2 separate regions of the Homo sapiens genome follow, and region 1 is linked to region 2. A link is a loop called in an ENCODE intact Hi-C map of the cell type or tissue named here. Cell type or tissue: Calu3. All regions are shown on one strand. Each heading gives the region's core, and the rest is flanking DNA. Links, peaks and the distances in the headings are about the cores only. Region 1 has its middle 25 kb from the start of IGSF1. Region 2 has its middle 89 kb from the start of OR13H1.

Evidence for each region. Peaks named below come from ENCODE experiments on the same cell type or tissue, not always from the same donor. Only the 100,000 strongest peaks of a DNase experiment are listed, where the experiment ranks them.
Region 1: it touches region 2 in a loop (5-fold over the local background); 15 of 110 quality-filtered maps call a loop at or near these places.

The regions. Positions count from the first base shown.
Region 1 is chrX:131,255,789-131,272,035 of GRCh38, forward strand. No RefSeq gene overlaps it. Among named protein-coding and RNA genes, the nearest start is that of IGSF1, 25 kb to the right of the region's middle. RefSeq lists enhancers at 8,541-9,042, 9,043-9,542. In Calu3, for the core only: no CTCF peak of the experiment used is centred there; a DNase peak (open chromatin) is centred at 7,153.
Region 2 is chrX:131,624,618-131,640,864 of GRCh38, forward strand. No RefSeq gene overlaps it. Among named protein-coding and RNA genes, the nearest start is that of OR13H1, 89 kb to the left of the region's middle. In Calu3, for the core only: a CTCF peak has its summit at 9,067 (motif pointing left); a DNase peak (open chromatin) is centred at 9,094.

The DNA.
Region 1 (16,247 bases), core at 3,489-11,488, 370 kb before region 2:
AATATATTAATTTTGAATATATATTTTCTGTCATTTATAGAGATTAGGGGCTGGAGAGGAAAGCAGCCATGTGAGCCTATTCTACCTTTAGTCACTTTCTACAGGGATAGGCCTGCTATAGTCATACTTTCTTTCTCCTTAATTAGGGAAAAATCTGGAATACACGCCGGGCGTGGTGGCTCACGCCTGTAATCCCAGCACTTTGGGAGGCCGAGGTGGGCAGATCACGATGTCAGGAGTTTGAGACCAGCCTGACCAACATGGTGAAACCCATCTCTACTAAAAATACAAAAAAAATTAGCCGGGTGTGGTGGCGCATGCCTGTAATCCCAGCTACTCAGGAGGCTGAGGCAGGAGAATCGCTTGAACCCAGGAAGCAGAGGTTGCAGTGAGCCAAGATCGCGCCACTGCACTCCAGCCTGGGTGACAGAGCGAGACTCTGTCTCAAAAAACAAAAAAACAAAACAAACAAACAAACAAAAAACACCTCCAATACAGAAACAACTTTATGGGAAGTACTTCATACAAACTATGAAATTGTGAGCAAAGTCTAACATCCCATAAGATGATGGTTTGTGAGGAATGCCCTGGGCCCAAAGGGAGTGATCCTAATAGGCCATAAAAAAAAGAACTACAATCACTTTTAAAGTTTGCTCATGTTAAACCATGAATCCACATACAGTGCAGAATGTACTAAATTCTTGAACAACATTGTAGGCTGATTGTTTTCATAGAACATTGACTTAAGATACCTAAGTTTCAAGCTGGGCATGGTGACACATGCCTGTAGTCCCAGCTACTCAGGTGCCTGAAGAGGGAAGATCACTTGAGGCCAGGAGTTTGAGGCTATAGGGCATTGTGATCATGCCTGTGAATAGTCACTGAACTACAGCTTGGGCAATATACCGAGACCCCATCTCTATTAAAAATAAATAAATATATACACAAGTACATAGATAAATAAATAAATAAATGGGCCTATGTTTAAAGCTTCTGCTTGAAAGAATAAAGAAAAAGGTAGTTTTAAAATGGAAAGTCATAAACATCCAAATCTTAAAAATTCATGAATTTAGATCATATTGGAAGTAGTACTGGTCAGATAGTTTGGTGGAGATGGAGAAAGAGTGTTTTGCAGTGTCAGAGTGGCTTCATTAAACACAAAGGGAGAAGTGATTTGCAGCTGGAAATTTCAGATTCACCATAAAATTAACATACATGCCCGATGGGTTCTCATCTAATAAAACTGAGAGAGAGTGCTTGGTATCCTAAAGGCAAAACAACTTAATAAAATTAATCTATCGTGCTCCTAGTGCTTAGGTACTGCAAGGCTTCAATGATGCATTTTTCATTAAGTGACTGGGTAAATATAATTCTCTGTGTTAGAAAGTCTGAGTCCTTATTCTAATTTATTGAAATTAGAAATAAAGAACTTACTTAATGACTCATCAGTGTTGGGAAGACAAAGGGGAGGGCACCGTTTTATGGTGGCCCCTATGACTAGAAGAGGGGTAGTATGAATTTTTATTGGGCTTGAACCAACAGGACTCTTCCGGGACTCATTTATTCTTCCCAGACACCTTTGTCCCAATTTTAGGGGCTAGACAAACTCCATACTACCCTCATTTAAATCTTCTAATGTGCATTGAACTCTCTGCCTTTATGTAAGGGGCAGACTGAGCCAGGAAAAAGGAGCTAAGCTAGAGCCTGACCTTTGTATTTCTGTCATGTTTTACAGAGTAATCCCAGCAAGGGAAAGAACTGACTCAGGGCAGGTTCAGCCTAGCTAGTGTTATCTTTGTGTGTGTTGGAAGGAGCAGAGAGGGCTAATGAGAAGGCATCTGCTTGGGTTGATGTGAAAAGAACCCTGGGACAAAGGTCTCTTATCCCAAAAGATATACCTCACCTGCCTGCCCCTTTCACCATAGGTTTCCAACATAGTTAGTCATTCAGTCCCTTGAAAAAATAGAAGTCTTCTTTTAACATGCAAGCGCTCTCAGGAGGTATAAATTGTTCATGTTTCACAAGTCCTCTCAAGCGCTGGAGTCAAATAAGACTCATGCCCCCAATTGTCACTTATCTTAGGTAAATTCTTAATCTGTCTTAGCCTCAGCTAAACCATCTGCCAAATGGAGATGATAATCTCTACCTCAAAGGTTGTTTTGTTAAATGAAAAGCAAATGTGTAAGTACCCAAGAAAGTGCCTGACATGCATCAGATGTGTCCTTACCTTCTGTCACTTGATCTGTATCAGTCAACTGAGGGGGGAGGTGGCAAAATGGAGTGTAGAAGTGGGTCCCAAAGAATCTAGAGGAGTAGGCCCAGGCAGGAAAAGCAAAATACAGAAAGGCCAACTCTGACTCAGAATTATGTCCAGGGTTGGAATTTCTGTGCGTCAAAGTGCTGAAATAACATGCAGTAGCAGTTCAAGCCTGCTGTTAAGTAGCACTAGCACGATGGTTCAAAAGAGGGCTTTGTGACTCAGCCTTGGTTCTCAACATAGTGGAGAAGAACTCTGCTTATCATTTATATGACACTGGGTAAGTTACTAATTTGGCTGAGCCTCAATTACCTCCTCTGTAAAATTAAGAGTATAATAGTGCTTTCCTTAGAGTTATTGTTAGGCTTAAATGTGTTACTATGCATACAGTGGCTGGCACAAAGTAAATGTTCAGTAAATGTAACTTGTCATTAGTATTACCAGTAACTCTACTATTACTATTATTTTATCTTCCAGAGTTAATAAATTATTTGTAAGTTCCAGAGCACTTAGTCCTAGGACCAGATTTCAGATGAATTTGGGAGAAAACTAAAGATTTTTTTCTAGTGTTACCCTACTTCTTATTTCAGAGTCTTTTTAGGCCTGGTGGCAGCCCCCCACCCTAAAGGGTTCAGTGTCTTATTCCCTTTCTATTATTTGCCTTTTCATAAGCTCTGCCCTCAGAGTTTCTGGAGGGAAGACTCCAACACGAATTCTTGCTATTATATGAATGGGTGTTAACTCAAATCCTGCACCTTCCATTGAATTTACACTTTTAATAAAGGCAGTCTCTTAATTTCAGAGACCATTAGTTATTTTATTCCCTTCAACTCCAGGGATAGATTAGCAATAAACAAGTGGCTCATGTACAGACTTTTATGGTCAATTTTTCATACAAACTAGTAAATGAAAAACAGCTTGTGATGGAAGAAGCTCAGACCAACTTGATCAGGGCATGTGAGGAATGACTTGGGCCCAGAGAGAGAGATTCTAATAAACCAGGAAAATGACTTTCTTAACCCCCATTGTTCATTGACGTCAAGTCCAAAATGCACAAGCCTGGGTGCTGAGCAGGCTTGCAAGTTTACTTGTCAGACCAATTTAAGACCCTTGACATTTGGGTTTCTTTTTAGCCAGGCAAAATAGGGGAGAAGGAATTTTACAATATATATTTTAAAACATCAAATCAGAAGGATGCTGAGATTCATCTTGGCATTTTTATTTTACCATTTGCTTCCCCAAAGTACTTTTAATCGGGTGAATGTTAAGTTTGGGGTCAGTAGAGGACGAGAAGGCATGTTGGGCACCAGAATCAACTATTAGATTTTTTTTAAAAGGAAAACATAATATCCAAATGCTCTTTCAAGCTACAATTCTCGGAGATACTCCAAAGAAAATAGCGCTTAATTGGCTCATGTGATCTTCCCTAAGTAGTTATCTACAAATATATCCAATAGGTCCAGAAAGTTTAGACTGCTGAGGCTGAGAAGAGGTGAGTGGGATGATGTATTTTGTGATTAAGCAGCTTGGTATATTAAAGTGTCATTGTTAGAACATGAGTTGTAAGTGCTCTTCTCCATGCGCCCCTCTCACTCCTTGTTCCCCAGTGATCCCTCTTGTGCCCCTGGATGGTCTTTACTTCTTTCTGGCCTTCGTCTCAAAACTTGTTTTTATAGACGCGCGCGCGCGTGTGTGTGTGTGTGCACACTTGCATTTGCATTGAATCGGACAACAAAAATTCCCACTGTGATGTGAACGAATAAAAAAACCCAGCTCAACAAGATATTTGCATTTTAATAAAGAATATAAAGTCCTAAAGATAGAATTTCAGGCACTAGTAATTATGGAGTAAGGGGCTTCTTGGCCAGATGGAGCTTTATTATGTTTCTTTTTACCATGTGCCTGCAATATTTAATTAGGCTCTACTCACATCTATCTGGCCTTTGTAATCATCTGGCTTGCATAAGAAGTTATAGGTAGCAGGCAGTAGCTGATGTGAAGAGACCCACTGGGTTAGCAGTAGACTTAGCAAAATGTGGCACATATAGGCTACTAATTTTATTTAAGTAGGCTTTGTTCACCAACAGAGGAAGTTGAAACAGTATCTGGCATTCATTCCACATTCTGGCATTCTATAATAGCAAGTGCTATCATGTATCAAGCACAGTGTTAAATGTTGAGCTCCAATCAGTAATAAGATATGGTTATTTTCTTGGAAGAACTCAGAGTCCAGTGGGAAAGACAAGTAAACATTAAAAAATACAAAGTGATTGGACAACTGGCTAGCTACTTGAATAAAATATCTGGATCCCAAGTGACTCTTCACCGAAATAAATTCTGGATTGATCAACAATTTCAATATTAAAAGATGGAAAAACCATAAGGTACTAAATGAAAACATGGTGATTTCTTTTATAATCTTGCAATGAAAGAAACCTTTCTAAGTAAGCATGCTACAAAAACTGAATATATATATATATATAGGAAAAATTTGATACAGTTGACTACATAAATACTATCATTTCTGTATGGCAGTAATAAATAATTAAGCAAGTCAAAAGGCAAATGACAAACTAAGAAAAAAATATGTATTACAAAAATGACAACAGACTACTTTAAAAAATATACCTGAAGCATTTACAATTCATGAAGGGAAAAGACTAGAAATTGGATAAGGAATCTTAACAGAAAAAGAAATATAAATACCCAATGGATATAAAAATTCTGCTCAAACTTGCTTTTAATTGTTTAAAGACAAATCAAAACAATGAGTTATAATTTTCCCCTATCACATTTAAAATTTGATGAAGTTTTATAGAACAAGGTTTCTGAGGCTATAGGGATGCAGTAACTCTCATGCACAGTCAAAGTAAAACTTGGAGCTATATATTTGGAGGGCAATTTGACATATTTATCAAGGTTGTAAAAGGCCATAATCTTTAACCCAGCAATTCCAGTTTTAAGAATTTATCCCTAGGGCACATTTACATAAACAAGCAAATATACATTTATAAAAGGATGTTCATTATAACATTCTTTCTAATAGCAAACCAAAACAAAACAAGCACAGCAGTACCAAACCAAAACAACAATAGAAAAAAAAGACAGTCTCCTCAATAGGTAAGTGAATCACAGTACATCCATCCTTTGAATATTATGTAGCAAATTAAAAAAAAGTATATATATATATATATATATATCCTCTGATATGGGAAGCGCTCCTAGATACATTGAATGAAAAAAGCAAGGTACAGAACAGTATGATCTGATCTATGTGACAACAAAGCATATGCAGATATTCTTGCATATGCATTAAACAATTCTGGAAAAATACACAAGAAACTGTTAACAGAGAGCTTACCTCTGGAGATTAAGACTGTGGTGGGAGGCTCCGATATGGACATATTCTACTTTTCAATTCATAATCTACTGTACTGTTTGCATATTTTAACCATGTGCATTTATTATTATTACCGTTCTTTATCACTAAATAAATACTATTTTATATGTAAGTGAAATATAATACCAACTCCAATTATAACATATATAATATGTATACATATATAGATAGAAAGCTAGACTACTATACAGGCTACTCTAATAGCATAGGAGATGGTCACCTAAGCCAAATAATGTCACTGTCATGGTTGGGGGTAGGGGGAGGCTTACTGAAAGAAGGTGATAGCCGCACTGTATTTTGATTGATGACTAAGAATTAGGTGAAGAAGAGAGTTGTAGGGGTTACTCCAAGAAAATACATATTATTCTATATTCTATATGTTATTGTAGAGAACAGTAACATAAAGAAATTATTGATTGGGAGCTGCAGTATGGTAGGGGATGTTAGGCTGGAGAGTGGGAGCAGTTGAAGTTGGAGATAGAGACAGGGACTAGAGACTTTGAAGGGCTTTGCCTGCCATGCTAACTACATTAGACTAAAGTCTCAGGGACTAGTTTTCTTGAAAACGATGAACTAAAAGATTCACACTGTGATGTAAATAAATAAAAACAGGTATTTGCATTTTAATAAAGCACAGAATGTTCCACAGGTCCAATTTCAAGCATTGGTAATTAGGGAAGAGGAATCTCCCTCATGTCTCTCAGTTCACACATTTATGAGAGGATGACACACCTGGTTGTCTGCATACCAGACTGTTCTACTCAGTAGGGAACTTGCCACCCTTCTGGAGGTGGGGGAGGATTCTATTTTCCAGAAACCCCCTAGTCCATCACTGGTAATAAGAAACTAGGGATAGAGGGTGGCTCCCATGGCAACCAGTGCCCACAGCCCTGTAAACACTTATAGCTGAGAGGGACTGGGAGGCAAACAGGTGTTCTAACCAGCTGGGTCTGCTGGTTTCTTTCCATTGGTACCACATGGTCCAGGGGAAAGTGCACAGATTCTGGAGTAAGACAAACCTGGGTTTTCATACTGGCTTTGTCACTCATTAGCTCTGTGACTCTGGGCAAGTTACTTAATCTTTCAGCATTGCAAGTCTCTTGTAGGGTTGTGTGAAATAATGTATTTTAAGCACTTAGCACAGTGCCTGATGTGTAGGAAGAAACTGATGAGTGTTAGCTTTTGTAATCATGATTATTCCCACTTCCGCATGAACCCACTAAGGATTGCTATAGTCTTTGCCATATTTATTAAATTATCATTATCCATTCTTACCCATGAGTCTTCCAAGAACTTTTGTCCTCTTTCTCCAAAAGTCCACCAAATATTATTATTATTATTCCTTCTTCCCTATGAGCCCATTGTCGATTATTGTTCCGTTGTCATTATTATGAAAGTCACTGATGATGTTATCTCCCCTTCCCTGTGAGCCTCCTGACTCCACCTTATGACTCCTGACTCCACCTCGTGACTTCTCCAGGCCCCACCACTGGAGGGAGCAGCAGAGCTGAAGCGCTGTTCCTGCCTTCCAGAGCCGCCCTGCTTGCTTTTAGCATGTGAAGAGGGCCAACAAGGCAGAAATGAATGGATTTCCAAGCTCTGCCTCCTCTCCTACCTTTCCTCCTATGCTCGCCAAGGTCCCAGCGTCTCCTACAGTTTGGGGTTTGTGTTCTCTCATCTTTTCTTCCTTGTTGGAGTGATTGAAATAAATAAGTTCAACCAATAGGTGGAAACAAGTCAGCTTGAGTTTCACCAGAAAGCGTAGGAGGACCTAGGTATCAAGAGAAGGTGAAAGAATTCTTCAGATGTGGATGGAGTCTACGAACCGCAGACCCAGAATTTCTAAGAAGATATGAATGTGAGATAATGAAAGTTACTTCTTTTTCCTGAGCTCTTACACTGTGCTAAGCACATAACATCCTTATTGCACTCATAAGAGTTTGACACTCATTATTCTCCTCCTGCAGATGAGGACGCCGAGGCGGGAGAAATTAAGGGACTTGTCTAAGGTCACAGGCTTGTCTGCCTCCTGGGCTGGGGACTTTAATCTCTACCTTAAGCTGCAGTTTAAAGAGAAAGAAAAAGAAAACAAACTTGAAGTTGAGCAAACATGGGGCAGAGACAGCTCAAGGTTATTTCTCTTCATATTTCAATGATAACCTCAGGTTGTGATTTTTAGAATTTTTCTCTTGTATTTTCCTTTTAAATTTGTTATGGCTTTGTAGCCTTTAACTTTTGTTTGCAGTTAGTATCCTTTGAACTTCATTATCTGTTTTCTCTATGATTTCTAAGAGAAAAATCTGCAGAAAAAAATAATTACAGCTACCATTTATGGATTACCTTTTGCATGCTAGGCAATTTACAGACATCATAGCGAATCCTCTAACAACTCTCAGGATTAGGTCTATTATTATTCACTTCAACTTTACAAAAAGAGAGGCTGAGACTCAGAAAGTTTTCATGGCTTGTCCAAGGACATGCAGTTGGTAAGTGGCTAAGTGGAAGATTCAAACCCTGGGCTCTTTCGCTCCAAAGCTCATGTTCTTCCCCATACTATAAAACTGACTGTTTGTGTACCACGCTACCTCAAAAGGGTTTATGGCTTGTTTTTGGTCAGACAAGGAAAAAAGAAAAGAATCTCTGTGTGTTAGCCTTGGGAGGAGGATGAGTGGGAGCTGTTTAACAGAGAGCACAGAACAATGCCCAGGGCCCATGGAAGACAGAGGAGAATGGTGAGCTGTTGGCAGAGTAAGAAGCATCCCCAGGAATTTGTGTCAACAAACCCCTCACCCCGAAGTTGTTGCCTTCAGTAGTGTGACCCTTCAACCACTGAGTGGCATCTGGAACTAAGATGTGATACCAGATGGGTTATTTTCCCTCTCTCTCTGACACAACTAGGCTGACAGAAGGTTTAGAATAAAATGTTGGAACCATTTTGCGAGGTTTGAAGGGTGTGAGGAGTAGGGACAAGCTCATTTCTGAAGAAGGGGAAGGTAAATGAAATCTCATGTTTTCTTTGTCTTCAGGAGGTCTCCAGGAGGGGATGAGTCACTGGAAAATCTTTTGACAGAGCCTTTAATGAAAAGTACTCAGGAACTTCTAATGCTCCCTACCAGGTCTTCCCTTATTAAGTCCCCTAATGTGTGACCAGTGTGTAAAGCAAAGGGATTTGCCCCAAGTTGACTCTCTGATGTTGTAAAATGGTCAGTAGTGTAATAATGGTGACCCTATTAACAGACAAAGTGGCCCTTTTCCATGTTGTCCCAAAGGATTGTCAGGCCTGGCGCCAGCAAGAATTGCTACTGAGGGAGGAATCTTGCCTAGAACTTTTTTGAGACCTGCCACCATCCAGTCTGCTCTTTGTTCCCCTTTGAGCCTGGCCTCATTTGGCTGTTCTCCCTCTGGTATGCCCCTAGCTAGCGTGCCAGCCAAGCTGTTGCCCTTCACACACCCCGCCCGCAGACCGATATGCTTGCTCCCTTTGCTTGGCTGCCAGGGAGAGGATTTATATCAAGATTGCTCAACTAGGAAATGCCGAGTTCCATACAATTCCAATGCTTGCTTTCTGTCACATTTTTGTTATTTCATAGTCTTGACCTTTAACCTTTATGTCGAGAAATCCTTGTGGATGAGTCTACCTTTGAATGATTTGTCTTGCAGCCTCAGGTTTAATATTCTGTGTCTCGAATTATTTTAGATGCCTGGGCTAGTCTGCCTCTGCTCTCATTGACCCGCTATCAATAAACACAGGGTTTGCTTAACAATAAGGCATATTCTGTTTTATGTGTGTACTCACTCTGATCAAAATAGAGATGTTTATAAATGGAGTTCTCTATGGAGGTCTAAGCCAAACCACAACCTGGGCATTTCTATAGTACTTTGTAAATTGTTGTGCAAGTGGTAGTGTTAGATAAAATAACACACTGAGGGGAAAGTGAGTTTTTATTGCTATAAAACTACTTTAACCTAACCTTCTTCCCACACATTTCACCCTTCTGGCCCCTCAATTATGGTAGTAGGGAGCAGTAGGAGAGCAAGAGTAACCCTAAAATCACCAACATTGAAATACAGTCTCTTAAGTCAATACTCTTAGTCAACAACATTTTAACAAAAAAGATTGTCTTTACGCATAGGCCTGTAGTAGGCAGGTGGGAACCTACACTTCAGCAGTTGTATGAGCCAGGGGGTAATTTTTGAGGTCTAGCTTTAGAAGAGTGTGCTCAACCTTGGCTGTGCATGGGAATAACCTGAGGACTTTAGGAATACTAATTCCTGGGTCCCAACCTCAGAGACTTTGATTTAGGTAATCTCGGGGGGTGGGGTGCAATCTGGTCATAGGGATTTTAAAGAGCTCTTTTGGTGATTCTTGTATGTAGCCAAGGTCTAGAACCATTAATCTAGAGCCTTGTTGCACAAAGTATGATATGTGTGCCAATAGAATGAACATTACCTAGGAACTTGTGAGAAATGCAGATGATCAGGCCCTGCCCCAGACCTACTGAATCAGAATCTATGTTTTAACAGAATGCCCTGGTGATTCATATGCACATTAAAGTTTGAGAGGCACTGCTCTAGAAGTGTCATCTCTTGAAAAGCACACTCTGGAAAGAACACTAGCATAGTCAACCAACATGCCCGCTGGCATTCTGGGTTTTTGAAAATATGACAAATAAACCCTATGACATCAATTGCAGAGGGAGTATCTACATCAGTCTAAGAAAGATGAACTCTCCCACTACAGAAAAATGAGAGGAAAAGGTAGACAACTTAGCATGTAGCACTGTTTCTTTCTGGTCTATCTTGTAAGCTTGGATTCTTCTGCTGGTAGTCTTCAAAGACTCATGGATATGGAGAGAGGTGCCAAAAGACTAAATAAAACAATGATTTTCCCCCCAAAGCAAGGAGAATCTACAAATGGTAGCCTAGTGAGTTTGACGTTGTTCCCCAGCAAACTTCTAGAATAGATTATTAAGAAGATGATTTCTGAGCCCTTAGAAAGAGACTTACTAATCACTAGAAACCAGCATGGGTTCATTAAGAACAAGTCATGCCAGACTAAGCTCATTTCCTTTTGGATGGGCTTACAAGAAGAAGCTGCAAAAATTATTTACCTGGGCTTCAGCAAGGATCTTGACAAACACTTCTGTGATGTCCTTTCAGACAAGGTGGAGAAATGGGGACTAGCTGAGAGCATGGATAGTTGAAGGTTCAACTCGTTAAATGATCATATACAAAATGTATGGATTTAATGAATTATTGTAAACCCAGAAAGACACTTGGATCAGGTTAAGATGTTGACCAAATTTAGAACTAAGACCAAGCTTGGAGGGACATTTGTATACATTGTATAACAGAAAATAACAATGTTCATTGTTGTCATCTTCAGGCCTTACACTGGCATAATACTTTTCTAATTACAGAGCACTTTCACATATGTTGTTTCATTTGATCTTCACCACAACCCTGCAAAATTAGAATAGTGATTATGTCCATTTTACAGATAGGAAAACCGAAGTTGAAAGATTCAGTGATTTGCCAAGTGGACAAATACCTATAAAGATACCACATGTTCTCACGCATATGTTGGTGCTTAAAAAAAATTGAAATCACGGAGATAGACAGTAGAATAATGGTTATCAGAAGCTGGGAGGGTAGTTGGGGGTGGGGGGGATAAAGTGGAGGTAGCTAATGAGTACAGAAATACAGTTAGATAGAAGGAGTAAGATCTAGTAGTTGGTAGCACAATAGGGTGACTATAATTAACAATAATTTACTGTATATTTTAAAATAACAGGGTGAAATTGGAATGTTCCTAACACAAAGAAACAGTAAGTGCTTAAGGTGATGGATATTCCAATTACCTGGATTTGATGAGTACACATGGTATGTCTGTATCAAAACATCATATGTACCCCATAAATATATACAACTGTTATGTACCCATAATAATTAAAAATAAAAATGTAAAAAGAGTTTTAAAAAATGAACATAAAAAACCCATATATTTGAGGCAAATATAAAGTTGTATGTTTCAGCTTCAAAACTAACTGCATGAACTCAGAGTGAAGGCAAGTCTTAGCAGTAATTCTATAAAGGGCATGGTAGTTTTAGTTAACTTCAAACTTAGTATGAGCCCACAGTGTTAAGTGGTTGCTAAATATGCTATTGAGATCTCAGGGGTATATTAATGAAAGTACAATGTCCATCACATTGGAGGTGATAGTTTCTTTGTTTCCAAAGTTGATCAGAACATCTCTAAGGTACTGTTTTACTCTGATTATTGCATTTCCAAAAAAAAAAAAGATGTTTTATCCGGAAAAATGAAGACTTAAGGAAGAATTTTGTGTTACACATTTTCTGTGGGTCAATGGGTATACAAGCTGGAATAAGGCAGCTCCCAGGACACTAAAAAATTTCCTGACCATTATAGTTACCTGATAATTGAAGGACAACCATTCTTTACAGTTAGTAAAGCCCCTACCCCTCCCCCTCTAGAAGAGTTCAAGCAGAGGCTGGTCAGCCGCTTGTTTGGTATGTTGTAGAAAGTTTGTGCATTGTATCATCTCTGATGGCTCTTCCAATTCTAACATTTTCCAAGTCTAGAATTCCTTCACTGTGTCTGGATAAATATGGTCAAGTCCAACTTTGGGTCATCAGTTGATGAATTCCCCAAGACTGACTGTTGGGGTCAAAATGGAGCAATGGCTTGAGTAATGATTCTGCAAATTAAGGAATCATTGGCTAGTTTTGACAGGTTTCTTGCCAAGTGCCACCTTTTACAGGATTTGTCTCAAGCTCAGAATTAATTTTGGCCTCTGCTAGCCTGTGATTTCACGTAGATTGTTCCTGGACCTTTTGCATATGGTACCAAAGATGGCCTTCTAAAGTAACCAGGGATTTCACCACAAAAGCCATCCTTTGTAGGCCAATAACTCATGAATGGCTTGAATTTCTCCACAAATTCTTACCACGCCCAGTTGAAAGCATGACTCTAGCCAGGATCCTGCAGAGTTAATTTACCACACAATATGATAGTTTTGGCTTAGGGTCCATTGTTTGGGGTGGGAGGGGCCTGAGGGAATATCTTTCTTCTCCAGACCTGTTGCCACTAGTCATGTGGTTTCCTTTTCAGGGATTTCCCCAGAATGGGGACCATCTCATCACATTGGCCCCCTCCTCAGCTTTGGAATCACTTTATCTCTCTCAGGGAGGGAAGTTGAAAGAATTTTCAACTTCTACAGCAGAGCTGAGTGGCTTGGACTTCTGGGAGGGAAGGGGAGAGATCGGGTCTAAATTTGGGAATGCATGAGTCTTCCTTCTCAATGATCCTACAGGCCAGCTTCCATGCATAAGTGGGGCCTGGACTAGATTTCCACAGGAGGACTGCAGGTTTTGTTGGACAATGATGATGAGTTAGGCCAAGGCACCTCCTTCCCTTGAGAGTTGCAAGGTCAGGATCTCAGAGAAACCTGAGAGAGCATAACTTAGTGGTTATAAACACAATCTTTGAAGCCAGACTGGCTGGGTCCAAATCTTGTCCCTAACACTTGCTAGCTGTGTGACCTAGGCAGCCTACTTAACCTCTATGTGCCTCCATTTCCTTTTTTGTAAGGAATGTGAATGGTGATAGTACCTACCTCATAGATCTGTTGTGAGGATTAAGATGCATAATAAATGTAAAGCACTAGAACAAGGTCTAACAAACATAAGTGTATGTGAGTGTTTGTTCAATAATATACATCAAAGAGTAGGCTGAGAAGGTGGTCAATTTAGTAAAAATATTTATTGAATATCTACTATGTTCCAGATACTCTGCTCACTGAGGTTTAGCGTGGGAGAGTCTGGCTTTGGAAGCAGGCAAACTTGAACTCTAATTCTAGCTCTGCCCTTGCCTATGAGCTTGGTGACCTGGGAGGATGGTACTTAATCTCCCTGAGCCTCTGTTTTTTCATGTGTAATATGGGGATAATAACAGCAAGGAATCTTACACAGTGTTGTTGTTAAGAGAAAATGAGACAGTGCCTATAGATCTGACACATAGAGAGGAGCTCACTAGGTGGTAATACATGACTTCTGTAAGCTGGGATCCATATGATTAAACCCAACAAAAATAAATGGCAAGTCTACATTTTAGTTAAAAACCCAATTTCAAAATAACACATCACTTGCACAAGTAAAGGACAAGAAAGGATTGAATTGGCAAGAGCTTGTGTGAAAAAGAGCTGTGGATTTTAGTTGACCACAAGTTTCCTGCGAGCCAACAGTGTGATCTGGCTGCCCAAGGGCTAATGTAATTTTAGATGGCATTAATAGAAATGGTGAGTTGAGATTCCGGCCAGTGATGGTTCCCTGTCCTCTTTACTCTGTGCTGGTCAGATTGCTGCAGATGTACAGGACTTTATCCTACTTACAATATTCCTGGATGGGCAATGACAAGCTCATTGACAAACTGTCCAGAAGTAGCGACCTGGGTTGGGGGGAATTGGCAAACTCTTTCTTGAGGATGAGATGAAAATAATCTGAGGAGGGAAACACTAAGGCAATATTTGAAACAGTTCTTTCTTCTAGTGAAAATGTTTACAGAACACACCCCACATCCAATCTGTCAGCAAATTCTGTTGGCTCTTTCCTCAAATTATATCAATATTCTGACCATTTCTCATTGCCTCTTCTGCTACCATCCTGACCTAAGCCAGCCTGTCTTGCCAAAATTACTACAATAGTCTCCCAGTAGATCTCTCTGCTGTCACTCTGGCCCCCTCTGTCTGCTCTCCAAACAGAAGGCTGGAGGGCCCTATTTAAATATATCTCCAGTGGCTTCCTATTTCATTCAGAGCATAAATCAAAGTCCTCATAAAAACCTACAAGGGCTTTCTGAGCCTGGTTCCTATTACCTCTGTGACTTCAACTCTTACTCTCTTCCTTGCTTACTATGCTCCAGCCACACTCCTTTACTCACATTCCTCAAACCGGCCAGGCATTCTCCTGTCTCAGGGCTTTTGCATCTGCTGTTCCCTCTGACCAGAACCCACTTTGCCTAGATAGTTGCATGTCTTGCTCCTTCACGTCCTTCAAATTGTAATTCAAGCATTACCTTCTCAATGAGGTCTTCTCGATCACCCTTTATAAATTGTCACAATCTCCCCCACAAAACACATCTCTGTATCTCCTTTCTCTGCTTCATTTTTCATTACCGCACTTATCATCATCTAATATTCCATATACTTTATTACTGACTATATTAATTGTTTGTTTTCCACACTAGAAGGGCAGGGATTGTTGTTTGTCTTTGTCACTACTGTAACCAATGCCCACAACAGTGTTTGGCATACAGACAGCAGCCAATAAATATTTGTAGAATAAACAGATATATAAAATATATCAAAGAGGTGCTCTGTTTAAATCTGATAGGGGTAGGGTAGGCATGAACTTTGCCATCTCTGGAACCTGAATAATTGAGAGTTAACTACATGAACACATTTGCACATGAATGCTGGCCAAACTCTAGAAGCACCACTGAGTGAGCACTACAGGACATGGGGGAGACAACTCCCATCTTCCAAACTTTGGAGGATTATTATGTATAAGAAGTAGATTTCATCGGGGTTGCAACTTGAATCAGAACTAGAGCCAGTGAGTATGAAGGGAGTACACACAGGTAGATACGGAATCAATAGAATGATTTGAGATTCTCAGGTTGTCTGATGAAGTGGTAAGCTCTCTAGCTTTGGAAGTGTACAAGAAGAAGCTGTATATCTCTCTGTTAGTCTTGCTATAAAAAATTTTCTGAAGTGGCCGGAGGATTGATTGGTTCATACCACCTTGACAATCTTTGTAGCTCTGAGATGCTACAGCCAAAAGTCAAAAGTGTGTGAGCCCAAGGATGAGGGGTAATATATGTTTGTTTTTTACAACTTGAGAGAGGTCTTTGGCCTTTCTTCCTGGAATCCCAGAGACAAATTTTCCTTGCAAAAGTTCATTCCATCCTAATTGCGATTCCATTTCCCAGAAATTACCTGATGCTGGGCTGATGATTAGTGGCCAGCCAGGGGTAAAGGGACTGATTCCCATGGCAACCAGGTTGAAAAAACATACCATGTGGAGAATTGTCAGCAACGAGCTACGTTTGCATTATAAATAGATATTTAATTCATTGAGATAGTTTGTGACAACTTCTGCATTATAAATAGGTACTTAATTCATATAGATAGCTCTGACAGCAAGTAGGAAAGTTAAACCCCAAAGCCACTCTTTGTCTTTAAGTATTTCAGAGTTAATTGACAACCATTTTTTTCCTTCTAAAACATGTAGAACTTGGCTAAGTGGGAGAACGGTATATGTGAGTGTTTTTAGAAAGCCAACTAATAGTCCAACGTCACAACATTTCTCACTATTTGTTTCTCACTGAAAGATTTTTCAGAATTTTCCCTGAGTGCAAGAGTATCTCTCTTTGAATCCTTTTGACACAGGAGACCCCAGGTTCAATGTCTGGATTTCACAAGAGTTATTTCCTGTCATGTTTGTCTCACTGTCACCCTGCTTTTCTAACTCAGAGGCATCTCAAAATTTCAGTACTTGGCCCTCTGCTCT
Region 2 (16,247 bases), core at 5,632-13,631:
CTCCATTTACTTCTGCCAAATTTCCAAGCTTTTAAGAAATTAATTTCAGCTAGTACTATTGCATGATCAGAAAAAGCGCTATCTTTCATTTCATGTGTCGGACCTCTACTCTCTCTTGCATATAAATCCTGTCAGCCCTACTGGATCACTTCTTTTTTTATGTAAGCATATTGCAAACTGTTAGTATGCATTTCCAAATAATCTTCTTTCAAGTCTACATTTTTGCACACAATTTTCTAAATATTCAGCTTCACTGGTCAATTTCCAATTCTCTCTGGCTCTATTCCCTTTTCTGAGATGCAATTGAAATGTCTCTACTCCAACATAAAATAGAATGGTTTACTCTATTTTATGAAGAATGAAAAAACCACATCCTTAATTTACAAATCTGAGCTGTTCTCTTCCCTAATTGTCATCCTTGATCAAGTCTTCCAGTTGAGATCTCCTATCTATCATCAGACCTTTGCATGATAATGTTTAACCCAAAATCTTACCCCATTGTTGTACTCTCTTCCTCCTTTTCAATAACAAGAAACTTAAACTTAGCCGTTTCATTTGAATAATTGGCAAGTAGTATAAGCAAGCACTCTATGTTGTAAACATAAAGGAAATAGATAAATTATTTGTAGGTAGGAAGAAACGTGGAATACTTCTTTAAAATAGAAGAACTTGAGCAAGGTTAATGGAATATTTCTTTTAAGAGAGAAGAACTTGAGCACAGGTAGGATTATAATAATCAAAATGTAGTGTGGGATATGACTCTATTCCAAGTGGCAGGAAAAAATGTGCACAAGTTTAGGGGCATGCCATGGAGTTCATTTTCAGAATGGCTAGCTCCTGTTGGCTGAAAGATAGCCTGCAAGTGATATACATCAGGAAAGATAAGGTGGGGGCATGTTGTAGAGCATATTGCTAACCAAAGTAGTTTAGACTTTATTCTTTAGTAAAGAGTAAGCCATTGGAAATTTTAAAAACAAAAATAACATAGTAGACTCCAAAATCTTTACTGAAGGAGTAGGTGGATGAGTCAAAGATAAATCCAAAATGTTTCATTTGGGTGACTAGGAAGAGAGCAACACTCTAAACAAAGAAGGAAAGGAGGGGGCTTGCTGGCTTTGGTAAAAAGAAAATGGGTTCAGCTTTGGATATTACTGAACATAAGGTGTTAAAAAGCCATTCAAGTTGAGATAGTAATCAAATACATGGATATGCAGGTCTGAGAATTTAGATACACAGATAAATTTTGGAAGTCAACCACACAGAGGGGATAAGAAATGTTGTAGGTGTATGTAAAATCACCATGCCTGAAGTCAGAGGCAAGATCAGAAGGAGTGTCCATGGAGAATACCCACGCTTACAGGGTAGGAAGGGAAAGGGGCAGTTTAAAGAGAAGAAGTGGTTGTATGGAAGTTAGTGGAAGAACCCAAAGACTGAGCCAAAGGAAGAGAGAATTTAAAGAAGGAGGAGGGTGATTACCAATGTCAAATATTTCCAACATATGGAGGAGGAAAAGTTCTGAAAAGCATTCAATTTGACAATTAGAAAGTCATTAGAAACTGTCAAACAAGATGTGTGAGTAAAATGGAAGGTTCAAAAGCTAGAAAGTAGGCGTGAGAAAGCATAGGCAACAATGTAAACTACTTTTTTTTTTTTTTTTTTTTTTTGAGACGGAGTCTCGCTCTGTCGCCCAGGCTGGAGTGCAGTGGCGGGATCTCGGCTCACTGCAAGCTCCGCCTCCCGGGTTCACGCCATTCTCCTGCCTCAGCCTCCCAAGTAGCTGGGACTACAGGCGCCCGCCACTACGCCCGGCTAATTTTTTGTATTTTTAGTAGAGACGGGGTTTCACCGTTTTAGCCGGGATGGTCTCGATCTCCTGACCTCGTGATCTGCCCGCCTCGGCCTCCCAAAGTGCTGGGATTACAGGCGTGAGCCACCGCGCCCGGCCTGTAAACTACTTTTTAGTAAAGTTTGGTGATAAAAGAAGGTGAGAAATGAGATAGCTTATGAATTTATCAGGATTAAGAAATGCATGCTTTTAGAATTGAAGAATCATCTGTATGATTGCAGGCATAAGGAAAGGAGCTTGGTACAAAGTAGGAAATATATACATTTATGTATATATGTATATATTTTTTCATTAGAAAGGGAGGCAGGGAGGCAGGGAAGGGAAGGGAAGGGAAGGGGAGGGAAATATAGGGTAAAATATTTGTAGCATAGAAAACAAGGACAACTACTGAAGCAAGACCCTGAAAAAGCAACAGGTGGAATTAGCTAACCATGCACATGCTATGGGTAGCTCTGGCAAGAAGGGAGGTGGGGGCTTCTTTCTCAGAAGCAGAAGGAAAGGATAAGTCCAGATACAGAAAAGAGTTAAAGTTGAAAGGAGAGAAAGGACCAAACAGATTTTATTCCTCTCTGATCAATCTAAATTTCTATTACGCACGTTTCTATTCCTCCAACTTCTGTGACTGGGACTCCACCTTCAGGAAGCCTGTAGCATTTGTTTCCTTGCGTGTGTCTCTTTCATTCCTGTTCTGCAGATGTTTTCTGTAGCAAGCCTACATCACCATTTCTTTCAGTAGCCATTAGTTTACCCCAGCTGTTTCTTGCTGCCCCCTCAGTTTTACTATATTCTTTTATTCCTTTCTCTACCCCTACCTAACATCTATTTTTATTCTTCTCCATCACGTAAACCTCTCATCCACACATTTTACTGCCTGAATCTCTTAACTCCCTTTCATATAGACCCTTCCTGACTAGTAAATACTATAGCTAGCGATGACTACATTTTTCAGGAGGTTGAACTGTGATAGGAAATGATAGCCAGAGAAGGGATAGCATAGTGGGGGGAAAAAACCTTGAACAAGTTTACAATATAAAGAAAAGGAGTCAGTAGAAAAAAAAGAGGGAGATGTTAAAAACAAAATAAAGGAAATAATTTGATTCCAGAGCAGGTAGGAAGAAATGGAATCCAGAGCACAGGTAAAATGATAATCTTAGGCATAGAGACACTCCTGCTGAGGCGGGAAGGAGGAAGTAATAATAGGTCAAGTGCATACACATTTGTAGGAGGAGACATGAACTTTAAGAATTCCAACCTGATGACTTCTATTTCCTGGAGTAGTAGGGAGGCCAAGTACTGAGAATTAAAGTGGAAATGATGGAGTACTGATGGGAGGAGGCTCATGAAAATTTCAACATGCTTTTGTGGAAAATGGAAGAGAGAGTAGTCTAGGAAAAATTGAGATTATCAAACAACGTAGAGGATCCAAGCAAAATTGGAAGCAATAAATATGTAGAGGCATAAATCCACATGGATGTGAGACTGTTATCTTAGTAATACTTAGCAGTCTACATGTAGGGAAATATGGCCCAAATAAGATCTACATAGAGGAAAAGAGTTGAATTAATGTAGGTAAAATTGAAATAGGAATGGATTCCAATGTCCCAGGGGAGCATGCCATGCTTGAAAAACTATGGTAGTTTGCTATAGCTGGAAGCATAGTATATAAGACTAAAAAGTTAATCAAGGACCCAACAAATGATGTTTTTATACGCTTTGGCAATGGAAATCCACTGAAGGGTTTTGAACTGGAGAATGACTTGATCGCATCTGTGTTTTAAAAGCATTACTAGAAAATATCTATGGAGGGGGGAATAGAAGGAATAGACAAATGGCAAAGAGGCCATTTAAGAGGTTATTTAACAGTATAGATGGGAAGGCTTGAACAAGGGCACAGAAGTGGACATGAAAGGAAGAAATGGATTAGAGAGACCTACAGAGATGATTAGTTGAGGATAGATTTGTGAAAACTTGGTGACTAAATGGGATTTTAGGTTATTTGAATTTCATTTCTTCCTCACAGATTCTTCTTCCTTACTCCCCTCTGCAGATGACCCTTCCTTTGACAGAAGCCAAAAAGCTAGTACTAATTGCATATAAAACTCATAAAGTATTATTGAAAGTTGAACAGTATAATTGAAAGAGTATGGACTTAGGAGTTTCATGTTCTAAGCCCTACTCCACCACTTAATATCTTCATGATTTGGCACAGTTAACCTCACTGAGCTTCAGTTTCTTCCTCTGTAAAATGAGGATCATATCTATTTTCCAGAGCTATTGTAAGGTTTAATGAAATACTGCAAACACGTATAGAAAGTAGTTTGCTTGAATGCTTCCTGGTACGTAATAGATGTTCAAATGGTAGTTAGTTCTGTTTCCATTATTTTTATTACTCTTAGTATCTTTGTTATTATCTCAGTGTCCATGGAGTGCTTTTTCCAGATTCTGCTGTCCCCTCCAAGGCTGGTTTCATCATGTTTCATCCTGCCCCTGCCTTCTCTTCACTGAAGTCATACCAAGTCACACTGTAGATAGGTGACTCCCTAAATATTGCCCAACAAGCCACATAGTGTCAGGAACCCTCCCTGACTCCAGTCCAATCATTGAGCCAGCTGGCCCTAGGTTCACACCAATGGCAGAGGCTGTCCCTCAAATCAGGTCGAATTTGGCTGGACAAGGAAACCAACCACACAAAGATGGCCTCTCAGATCATTCGTTTAACTATTGCCATAAATGGACACATAAACCTCCTATCATTGCGTGTGTCATAAGTGAATATATTATATTCTCATATGCTATGTTCTCATACATTATATTCTCCCAGGCATGCCTCATGTCCAACTACCTGAAAACATGCCAACTGGAAGAAGCCCCTCAAATCTCAACACATAAGGAGTGCAAAACACAAAAACAAAATCTTAGCAGCCAAGGCCCCTCTGACTGAATCATGGCCAGCTGTCTTTAAAATAACGTATGCCAATTTTATGACTGCCTACAGAGATTGCCCTGCAAATAACCTTGGGTAGGTGGTTGTGCCTCTAATTATACCCCGTAAGTGACAGAAATCATGCTGCATCATGACTGTCTTCAAATTGCAGAAAAACAGACCTAATTAAAAGAGTTTCCTGATGGCCGGGTGCAGTGGCTCACGCCTGTAATCCCAGCACTTTGGGAAGCCAAGGTGAGTGGATCACCTAGGGTCAAGAGTTCGACACCAGCCTGACCAACATGGAGAAACCCCATCTCTAGTAAAAATACAAAATTAGTCAGGCATGGTGGTGCATGCCTGTAATCTCAGCTACTTGGGAGGCTGAGGCAGGAGTATCGCTTGAACCCAGGAGGTGGAGGTTGCAGTGAGCCTAGATCGCACCACTGCACTCCAGCCTGGGCAACAAGAGTGAAACTCTGTCTCAAAAAATATTAATAATAAAATAAAATAAATTTTTAAAAAAAGTTTCCTGTTTTCCTCTGAATAAGTCCAGTATGGTCCTTTTAACAGAAGCAGCATGTTTGAGGTTCTCTCCTCAAGAATCTACCAAGTTGTTGTTCAAAAGGATTATTTTCCCAGAACTAAGGATCAACTTTTAGTGATAACCTGACATGGGGGTACAAAACAAATCGTGCACAAAAGGAGACCAAAATGTCAGGCATTTTCCAGAATTTCCCTTTGGCATCAGCCCTATGGTCTTAAATTGATAAGAGCTCTAGTAAGACCTTTTTGGGTGCTCTTTACCCTACAATCTTCCTTTGCCCAAGCTAGAACTAGGGTCAGTGGCATTCTTCATGCTCACGTTTTCCTAATTATACTGTAGAACCACTACCAAATTGCTAGAATTGGGACCAAGTGGAATAGTGAGAAGAGGGGAGAAAAGTGGTCTATTTAACTTCATCTCACCCTTCCAAAATCCACAAGGCTTCTCTCATGGACAAAGATTTCACATAATGGGGACCTTTACAAAGAGTGAGCAGTCTGCTTGGCTATGATAGGAGCAAAGAGTTTTAAGCAACAGATTAGGAATTCACATTTGGGTAAAAGCAGGTAGAACCTCTGTTAGCCTGGAGACTTCAAGGACGTTGATGACAGCAGTACACATGCCTCTTACTATTTGAAAGGGAGCCGAATGTCTACGGAATGTAGTATTAAAAGAAACTATTTAGTAATTTTAATACATCTCTGTAAACACACGTAATTCCACAAGGCTACTCTCAGAGGCAAGGACGGGAAGCCGTAGCAAGGAATGTCTCTATTCTAGTCCTAAGAAGATTTGTGTCGCTTTCCCATAACCTCAAGTGTTTACTTGCTCTTGTAATAAATCAGGCCTAGACTATCACTGCCTAACAATTTTCCAGTACGCGTCACTTTCATTTCAGCTCCTGCTAGTGTACCATGCAAAGCACCTGTGCATAGTAATTAATTTTAAGCATTTATGCATGCTAGTAAACAATTCTAGCACAACTTTGTGGTTGTGTTTCACTATTAAATTAGCCCTTTTTGTTTTGCTGAAGTCCACATGTGTGTTTATGTATGCATGTGTTTACATGTATCTGTGTAAACAATAAGTAACAAGCAAAAACAAGCCAGTGTCCTACAGGAACGAGAGCAGTGAGTTTTTTACTATGTGTACCTGTTTACCCTCACTCCAGGCTAAATTGTGTGCCCCTGTGTTTTAAAGTTAAATAACTATAACTACCTATGAAATCACATAGCACTTCCACTTTAGGATTATCAAACGTCTGCTAGCATTTTCTTAATATATTCGATGCAGTAGCTGGATCCCAGGAATTCACCTATGAACACTGAAAGATTACTTCTGATGGCAGACATGAAATTAGTTGCTCCAATTTTTGAACTAGATGGAACCAACTGGAATAGACTACAGGGTGAGAATATACATGTGAGTTTGAGTGAATATGTCATTTAAACCTAATTTTTGTCTCATTTTCAGGCAGTTATATAGAATTTCGCTTAAGAAATACTGGAACATAACTGGGACCTTGAAGAAACTAAAGGGTTTGACAGCATAATTGAAATGGCAAAGTCTGCTTTCATCTTTAGTTTCTCTAGTGAAAGAAGTGACTCTATGTCTCCCTGAAAGCCCAAATTGGAGAACAACTAGGTCCCCCAGAACTGGTCCAGAAAATTAGGGATAAAGAAGTGCCATTTTTCAGTCCTACATCACCATTATTCAATTTCTAGTGGTTAGACAAAGTGTACCCAGCATGGAATTTTGAAAGGCAGGCAGATGAGCCTCCTCCACAGCTTTTTGTTGGTCTACCTCTCGTCTTCTAAAGAATAGTGTGCTGGGGGAAGTAGCTAAAAATGAAAAACATTGAACAAAGGGTCACAAGTTACAATTGTATTAAAGACTTTGAGTCAGATAAGGCCACTTTGAGTCAGATAAGGCCAAGTACTAGCTGGAAACAAAGAAAGTAAGAGACTGACAACATGAGCAGTTTACCATGACCTTCTACTTAGACTCTGGGATAAGGTCTCTGTGACGGGTACTCACTGAAAATTGAGAGACAAAGAAGTAAACAGTTATAATTTGGGGTGGAAAATGCTGTGAAGGAGGTAAATGCAGGATTCTACAGGATTACATTGACACCTACCACCAACTTAAAGAATAACGGTAAGCAGGGAGGGCTTCTTTTAAGATACGACATCTGAAATGAGTTTCTAAAGACAAATAGGATTTTTCCTGATGAAGCAGTCATTGCAGGCATTACACCTGGAGAGAAAATATTCTGTCCAAAGGCATGAAGGTATGAAAGAGGAGAAGCATGTGCTAACTGCAAGTAGCTCTGTTTGGCTGGACTGTAAGGTCTGAAGTGGTGAGGAAGAGATGGAAAGATAGGGAGGATAGTGCATAGGAAGGTAACAGGCTGCAGCAGTGAGCCAGAGCCGGATCATGAAAGGCCTTCTGTGACACTATACTGGGAGCTGCGTATAGGCCATGACTCTTAATAGCTAAGCTTCATGGGAACAGAAACTATGTATATTTCATTTGTGGGTTCATCCCCAATTTCTCTAACATTGTACATAGCACAAAATAGAGGTCCCAATAGCAGCATGAATGAATTCCATGCCAAAGCATTTAAACATCATCCTGAAGGCTAAGAAGATCATTCAATGGTTTCAAGCATCTAGGGACATCGCTAGATTTCAATTTTATATAGGCTGTGGTTGAAGGGTGGAGAATAAATGGGAGGGGTTAACACTGGATGTGAGAAGCAGGTCTATAAGGCTATTGTAGTAATCCAGGCGAGAGAAGATGGTGGGCAGGGATGGGGGATTTGGAAAATTGGGTAAATTTAGGAGGCATTTAGCAAATTGCATTAACAGGACAGGGTAACTGATGAGAAAGAAGATGGAAAGAAGAATGTGTCAAAGATGATACTACCAGTTTGATGATTTGAACAACAAGGTGGTACTATTTACTGAAATTGGGAATATTGGTAAATGAGTGAGTTTGTGAGGCAGAGAAGGGTATCATTGGTGGGGCTATGGCATCGGAAAGGGGTGTGGGAAAATTGGAGGCAAGGAGAGTAAGGAAAATATCAGTTTCATTTTGGAAACATTGAGTTTAAGGCATCTGAAGGATATTCAGATTACTGTGTATTCAGTACCCAGTTGACTATATATCTGAGGCTCAGAAGAAAAATCTGGAAATATAGATACGGGAGTTGCATATAGATAGCAGTTGAAAGTATATGTCCCTTTTGGTTGGCTCCTTTTTTGTTGCTGTTGTTTGTTTTGAGAAGAAGTCTCACTCTGTCACCCAGGCTGGAGTGCAGTGGTGCGATCTTGGTTCACTGCATCCTCCGCCTCCCAGGTTCAAGTGATTCTCCTGCCTCAGCCCTCCAAGTAGCTGGGATTACAGGCGCGCACCACTACGCTCGGTTAATTTTTGTATTTTTAGTAGAGACGAAGTTTCGCCATTTTAGCCAGGTTGGTCTCGAACTCCTATTCTCCTCCCAAAGTGCTCAGATTACAGGGGTGAGCCACTGCGCCTGGCCTGGTTGGCTCCCTTAATGACTCCTTTTATACCCCGGCCCAGTGAGCTCTGCCTAAAAGCTAATTCACCACAACTTGAATTCCTAATGAGTATTTAATCTTCTTCCTAATGTCTTGTAACCCAGCCCAGGCCCCAGCGGTACCATCTAATGAATCCCTCAGGAGACTAAGATTCCACATCCTAAAGTTAGTGCCGCTTGTAGCCACAGCTCTCAGCTTCTAACAGCACAAGGGTGCCCTCTAGTGTTCAGCATGATGCATACAGGGGCACAGAGAACTCTGAATTGTGAACCTCGCCTTTCAACCAGGATCACTGCCCTGCCACCTTCACTTCTGGGGAAATTCACTAGCCACATACAACCTCAAATTTGGAGGGACTCTAAGTACTTCAGATTCTAGCAGGGCATGAAGAGAGTCAGGCAAGCCGTACTCTCTTAAGGCAATGTATTTTTTCAGTTGCCCATCACAGTTAGGGAGTAGCCTGTAGTGTCATCTCTTGAGTAGAACCGTCTAGGTTCTCAGTAAGCCTCAGGGGGAAAACTACAAGATAGATTGGTCAGAGTTATACTATTATTTCAGAAATAATAAGCCACAGAGTGTAGATACATATGTGTCTACCAAACTAGAGAAACACAAGGACCCATGCCACAGGCCTCCTGGTTGCACTAGTCTCTTAATATATCCTACAGCAGGGTTAACCACTTTGTCCACAGGTGCCACTCCCATCACTAGAAACTTTTGTATACTAACCAGGGAGCCAGGGTGAAAGTGGAAGGATCATCTTTTACCCTTACCTACAAAGGGCTGTGGGAAGGGCAGTACATCATAAGGAATTCTGGGTGGTACACTCACCTTTACACTAGTGAAGAGATCCCCTTGTTCATATAGCAGATTAGGAAGAATAGAGATCCTCCTATAGGATCGGTGTGCTCATGAGATAACATGCAATAGGAATCGGCGTGCTCATGAGATGAGATAACATGCAACAAAACCCCAGTATTACTACTGTGTTACTGCTTCTACTCAACCCTCTACAGAGTGGAGATCCAAGTGCCTACCTCACTATAGCCTAAGAAAACCTATGCCCTAAAAAAGAACAAAATCATGTCCTTTGCAGCAACATGGATGCGGCTGGAGGCCATCAGCCTAAGTGAATTAATGTGGGAACAGAAAACCAAATACCGCATGTTCTCACTTATAAGTGGGAGCTATGCATTGGCTATACATGCACACAAAGATGGGAACAATAGATACTGGGGATCCCAAAGTGGGGGGAAGGGAGGGGGCAGGGGTTGAAAAACTACCTATTGGGTGCTATGTTCACTACTTGGGTGAAGAGATCATTAGAAGCCCAAACCTCAGCATCACGCAATATACCCATGTAACAAACCTGCACATGTACCCCCTGAATCTAAAATAAAATGTTTTTAGAAAAGAAGAAAAAAGAAAACCTATGCTTTTCATCTTATTTTGCAACTCTGCCTTAAGTTCTAATATGGCCCTCCACCATCTGTCATTTCCTTACCTAGGATTCCAAACAAATATGCCAATTACCAGAAGACATTTTCAGAACTGAAGGCAGAACTGAAAGTATGATTAACCTGAGTATGATGTCAAGCACTTGAATTGTTTCGCTAAGGCTAAGGTCAAGTCCTTTCAACAATATGTAGATAATAACTATGGCAAACTTACATCATGTCCCAGTACTAGACATATTTATTTATGAAATGGCTGCCTATTCCAATCATTACCTCAGCATCACAACAATAAAACTTTGCCCATACCTATTGACTCAGGGCCTCCCAGATCATCATGGCAAACCATAAGTTTGTTTTTAATCATTTTTGGAGTTTGTTTGCATATAATAACATTTACCCATTTTGAATGGACTTTATAATAAGCACTGACAAATTTATATACCTCCTGGAAATAACAACTGCCATACTCAAAATACAAAACACTGTCATCACCTCCTCCCAAAATTCACTTCTGCCCATCCCAGTCACCCAGAGACCCACTTCAAGCCTAAGGCAAGCAGTATTTTTTATTTTGTCATCAAGAATAGATTTGCCATTCCTGAAGTTTCATATAAACAGAAGTATACATGATATCCTCTTTTGTGTCTATCTTAATTTAACAAAATGTTCTTGAATTTCATGTTCAAGTTAAAGTTATATCCCACTGTGGTTTTAATTTGAATTTCCCAAATGACTGATGACGTTGAGCATCTTCTCATGCTCTCAGTGCACATTTCTATTTTTTTTTTTTTTTTGAAATTTTGAACCATTGTTTTTATGAAATGGATTTGTCTACAGCATGAATGAGACTGATGTGTGGAAGATGGTAGCTCACATGTGCCACAAGCAATATTTTTTTGCTGTTTGTCTTATTCAGTACCCTATATATTTTCAGAAACAGATGAATTAAATCCCATATGACCTCATCATGAAATCATGGTATCCTTTTTTTTTTTTTTGAGACAGAGTTACTCTCTTGTCACCCAGGCTGGAGTGCAATGGCGCGATCTTGGCTCACTGCAACCTCCACCTCCTGGGTTCAAGCAATTCTCCTGCCTCAGCCCCCCAAGTAGCTGGGATTACAGGTGCCCGCCACCATACCCGGCTAGTTTTTGTATTTTTAGTAGAGACGGGGTTTCACCATGTTGGCCAGGCTGGTCACAAACTCCTGACTTCAGGTGATCCACCCACCTCGGCCTCCCAAAGTGCTGGGATTACAGGCATGAACCACTGTGCCCGGCCAATGATATCCTATATTCTATTCCTTATAATGAGATTACAGAGTTTCCTGGCCACTTGATATAGCACCACTTTTGGAATAACCCTGCAAAAGGCCTACTTAAAAGTTGAAAGATAGAATTATTGGACCATGTTCTATATATTCCATATGATGAAGGCACATAATTGCCTATTATGCATCAATCACATTAAACTTAGGAACACTCCAGGTAAATGAAGTTTGTCCTGAGATTTCTGGCATTTATCAGGTTCTACCCACAGTTCATTACTTATGTTATTTTTCTAGTTAGCCTGATAACTGATTTCAAGAAAGGGACAGAATTTGTTTCATTGGCAATTTTACTTACTGGGCTGTAGGTTTGTGAAATAGTGATCCTCTCAGCCCTTAGAACGGCCATGAAGACCTATGGCATTCAGAGCATGGGGTAAGTTGCCTTCAACTTTGAATAATCTTGCCCATTTCCTTAGTATACCATGTACACACCATTTTCTATAAGTGTTAAAACATGAAATTTTGGGGAGCACTAATTTAGTCCTCTGTCATAGATGTAGCCATCCAGCACATGAAGGTACTATTTTCTACCCTAATTCTCTCTCCTACACCTAATCCTCCCTGGCCCTAAAACCAGCCTACTCCAACCTAGCAAATTCTTTATTTATTTAGTTTTTTTTTACTATTATACTTTTTAAGTTCTGGGATATATGTGCAGAATGTGCAGGTTTGTTACATAGCTATACATGTGCCATGGTGGTTTGCTTCACCCATCAACCCGTCATCTACATTAGATATTTCTCCTAATGCTATCCCTCCCCTTGCCCCCACCCCCTGACAGGCCCCAGTGTGTGACGTTCCCCTCCCTGTGCCCATATGTTCTCATTGTTCAACTCCCACTTATGAGTGACAACATGCAGTGTTTGGTTTTCTGTTCCTGTGTTAGTTTGCTGAGAATGATGGTTTCCGGCTTCATCCATGTCCCTGCAAAGGACATGGACACGTTCTTTTTTATGGCTACATAGTATTCCATGATGTATATGTGCCACATTTTCTTTATCCAGTAAAATATTGATGAGCATTTGAGTTGGTTCCAAGTCTTTGCTATTGTGAATAGTGCTGCAATAAATAGACGTGTACATGTGTCTTTATAGTAGAATGATTTATAATCCTCTGGGTATATATGCAGTAATGGGATTGCTGGGTCAAATGGTACTTCTAGTTCTAGATTTTTTTTTTTTGAGATGGAGTCTTGTTCTGTCACCAGGCTGGAGTGCAGTGGCGGATCACTGCTCACTGCAACCTCCGCCACCCAGGTTCAAGTGATTCTCCTGCCTCAGCCTCCCAAGTAGCTGGGACTACAGGCATGCGCCACCATGCCCAGCTAATTTTTGTATTTTTAGTAGAGATGAGGTTTCACCATGTTAGCCAGGATGGTCTCTTGACCTTGTAATCCACCCACCTCAGCCTCCCAAAGTGCTGGGATTACAGGCATGAGCCACCATGCCTTGCCTGTTTCCTGACTTTTTAACGATGGCCATTCTAACTGGCATAAGATGGTATCTCATTGTGATTTTGATTTGCATTTCTCTAATGACCAGTGATGATGAGCTTTTTTTCATATGTTTGTTGGCCGCATAAATGTCTTCTTTTGAAAAGTGCCTGTTCATGTCCTTTGCCCACTTTTTGATGGGGCTGTTTGGTTTTTTTCTTGTAAATTTGTTTAAGTTCCTTGTAGATTCTGGATATTAGCCCTTTGTCAGATGGATAGATTGCAAAAATTTTCTCCCATTCTGTAGGCTGCCTGTTCACTCTGATGATAGTTTCTTTTACTGTGCAGAAGCCCTTTAGTTTAATTAAATGCCATTTGTCAATTTTGGCTTTTGTTGCCATTGCTTTTGGTGTTTTAGTCATGAAGTCTCTGTCCATGCCTATGTCCTGAATGGTAATGCCTAGGTTTTCTTCTAGGGTTTTTGTGGTTTTAGGTCTTATGCTTAAATCTTCAATCCATCTTGAGTTAATTTTTGTATAAGGTGTAAGGAAGGGATCCAGTTTCAGTTTTCTGCATATGACTATCCTGTTTTCCCAATACCATTTATTAAATAGGGAATCCTTTCCCCATTGCTTGTTTTTGTCAGTTTTGTCAAAGATCAGTTGCCAACCTGGCAAATTCTTATACTGTGATGAAAAATGTCTCCAACTACATAGTGATGACCATCATATCCTCAGAAAATCCCTGATTTGGGGAACATCCACCTAAACACCTATTTGTTTAAGAAGTTAGCAAGACACAAAGTCAACCATATTTTATGGGAATGAGAATACTCACCACCAAGGCCTTCTTTGGGACTTAGAGGTGATACTACACTCAGAACTCCATAGCTAAGAGCAGCTAAGGCAAACCCAGAAGCTCAGTTTGTACCAGGTATTCATTCTAGAAGTATTACTAAGCGCTTAGAGTGTATCAGGCACTGGTGCAATGCTTGATGGACCACATTCACAGAATTTTTTGGTCTTACTAGGCTGCCCAAATCACCAGGTCTTGAGGGCAGATTATCTCCTTTAGCAAGTCCTCCCTGGCAGATTATCCAAACTATGAACTTTAAGGCCATCTATTTCCAACTATAATTAATCAGAATAATCTGGCAGAGGAAGTAGGCAAACACACAGGCATACTGATGCCAGACTGAAAGTCAAATATACCCAGAAACGATAATGTAAAGTACAGAATAACAGGCTGACTCCCATTTAGGGAGGCCTGTCCTTAAATACTGTGCCTATGCAAAGACATTTATGTCTGGTGATTATTCAAGATATTGATTAAACTCTACAGAGACTTTTGAAGGATTCATGTTTATTACTGCATCCTCCAATAGAATAGCATCTAGAAAACCTGTAGTTAGAACAAGAAATACCTTTAGCAATTCAGAGAAATAATACACCACTCACTGTCCCTATATGTGTCTCTAGGATTCCAGAACATTAAAATGTATCTTTAACTTGCTCCCTTTCCACTGCCATAACTTCAACCTGGTGATTATGTAATTATTCACTAAAATGGCACATTTTATCCATATGCTGGTTCTTTATCCATTGACATTAACATAATACTACAACTGAAATTAGTGAGCTATTTTGTTTTCAGAAACTCTGATGTTTTCAACTATGACACCAAGATTGAAGAATAATATTGAAGGCCTTTTGTAATTGCATCTACTATACATGGCTAAATGCAGCACAACCAGTTTTTTGAGGAATACTTCTTCTGTTCTGCTTACAGACAACTCAATAGTTCAACCTACTTCGTAGAGTTTGGCTGCAACATAAAACATTCACATGAAACATCCTCTTCAAAGAAACCATTATTATACTAGAAAAGAAAAAGAATCTCAGGAAAATAGAAATGGACAGGAACTTCCTTAACTTGCCAAACAATATCTTTGAAACATACAGGTCATATTATTCTTAATATTGAAAGACTGAATGCTTGTTCTTAAAAGCAACCTCAAAAGAAGGATAACTATTCTTGCCACACCTATTCAGCGTAGTATTGAAAGTTTTAGATAGTGAAATAAAGCACGGCTAGAAAATTAAATTTATGCATAGGAGAAAGAAAGAAACAAAACAGTCCTTGTTTGCAGATAATATGATTGTCTACATAGAAAATACCAAGGAAACCATAAAAATCTCCTAGTTAGTAAGTTGCAGGATACAAGATCAACCTACAGAAATCAATTGTATTTTTATATGCTAGATAAGAACAGGTGGATACGAAAAATAAAAAACATAATGCCATTTACAATTGCTCAGAAAGTGGAAGACTTAGGGGTAAATCTAACAAAACTTGTAAAGAAATTACAAGCTGAAAACTACACAATGCTGATGAAAGAAATTTTAAAAATCTAAGTGGATAAATGGAAAGACATAGTATGTTCATGGACTTGAAGACTCAAAGCAGATGTCAACTCTACCCAAATTGACACACATATTTAATGTAATTCCTGTCAAAATCCAAGCAAAATTTTGTATATATAGGTTATGCATATATATATGTATATACAATAGATAAGTAAATATGTGATAGAGATAGACAATATACCTACAAAAATGCCTGGATTTTGGTACGAATTATTGCAAAATTTGTATGAAAAGTCAAAAGACTCAAATAGCTAAAAACAGTTTTTTAAAAGTACAAAATGGGAAGACTCAGTGTACCCAATTTCGAGTTTATTATATAACTACAGTAATCAAGACTGCATGATATTGATAGAGTGATAGACACATAGATCAATGGTGCAGCACACAAAACCCAGAAATAGACACACACAAATATGACCATTGATTTTCGGCAAAGGTGCAAAAGCAGTTCAATGGAGGAAAGATAGCATTTTCAACAAATGGTATTAGAGCAATTGAAAATCCATAGGGTAAAAAGTGAACCTCAACCAAAGACTCATACCCTATACAAAAATTAACTAAAAATGTATTATGGACTTATGTAAAATGTAAAATTGTAGAACTTTTAGGAAAAAAGCACAAGAAAAGCTTTGGCATATAGGGTTGGGCAAAGAGTTCATACACTTGATACGAAAAGCACAATCTATAAAAGAAATTAAATGATAGTTTGGACTTCATCAATAT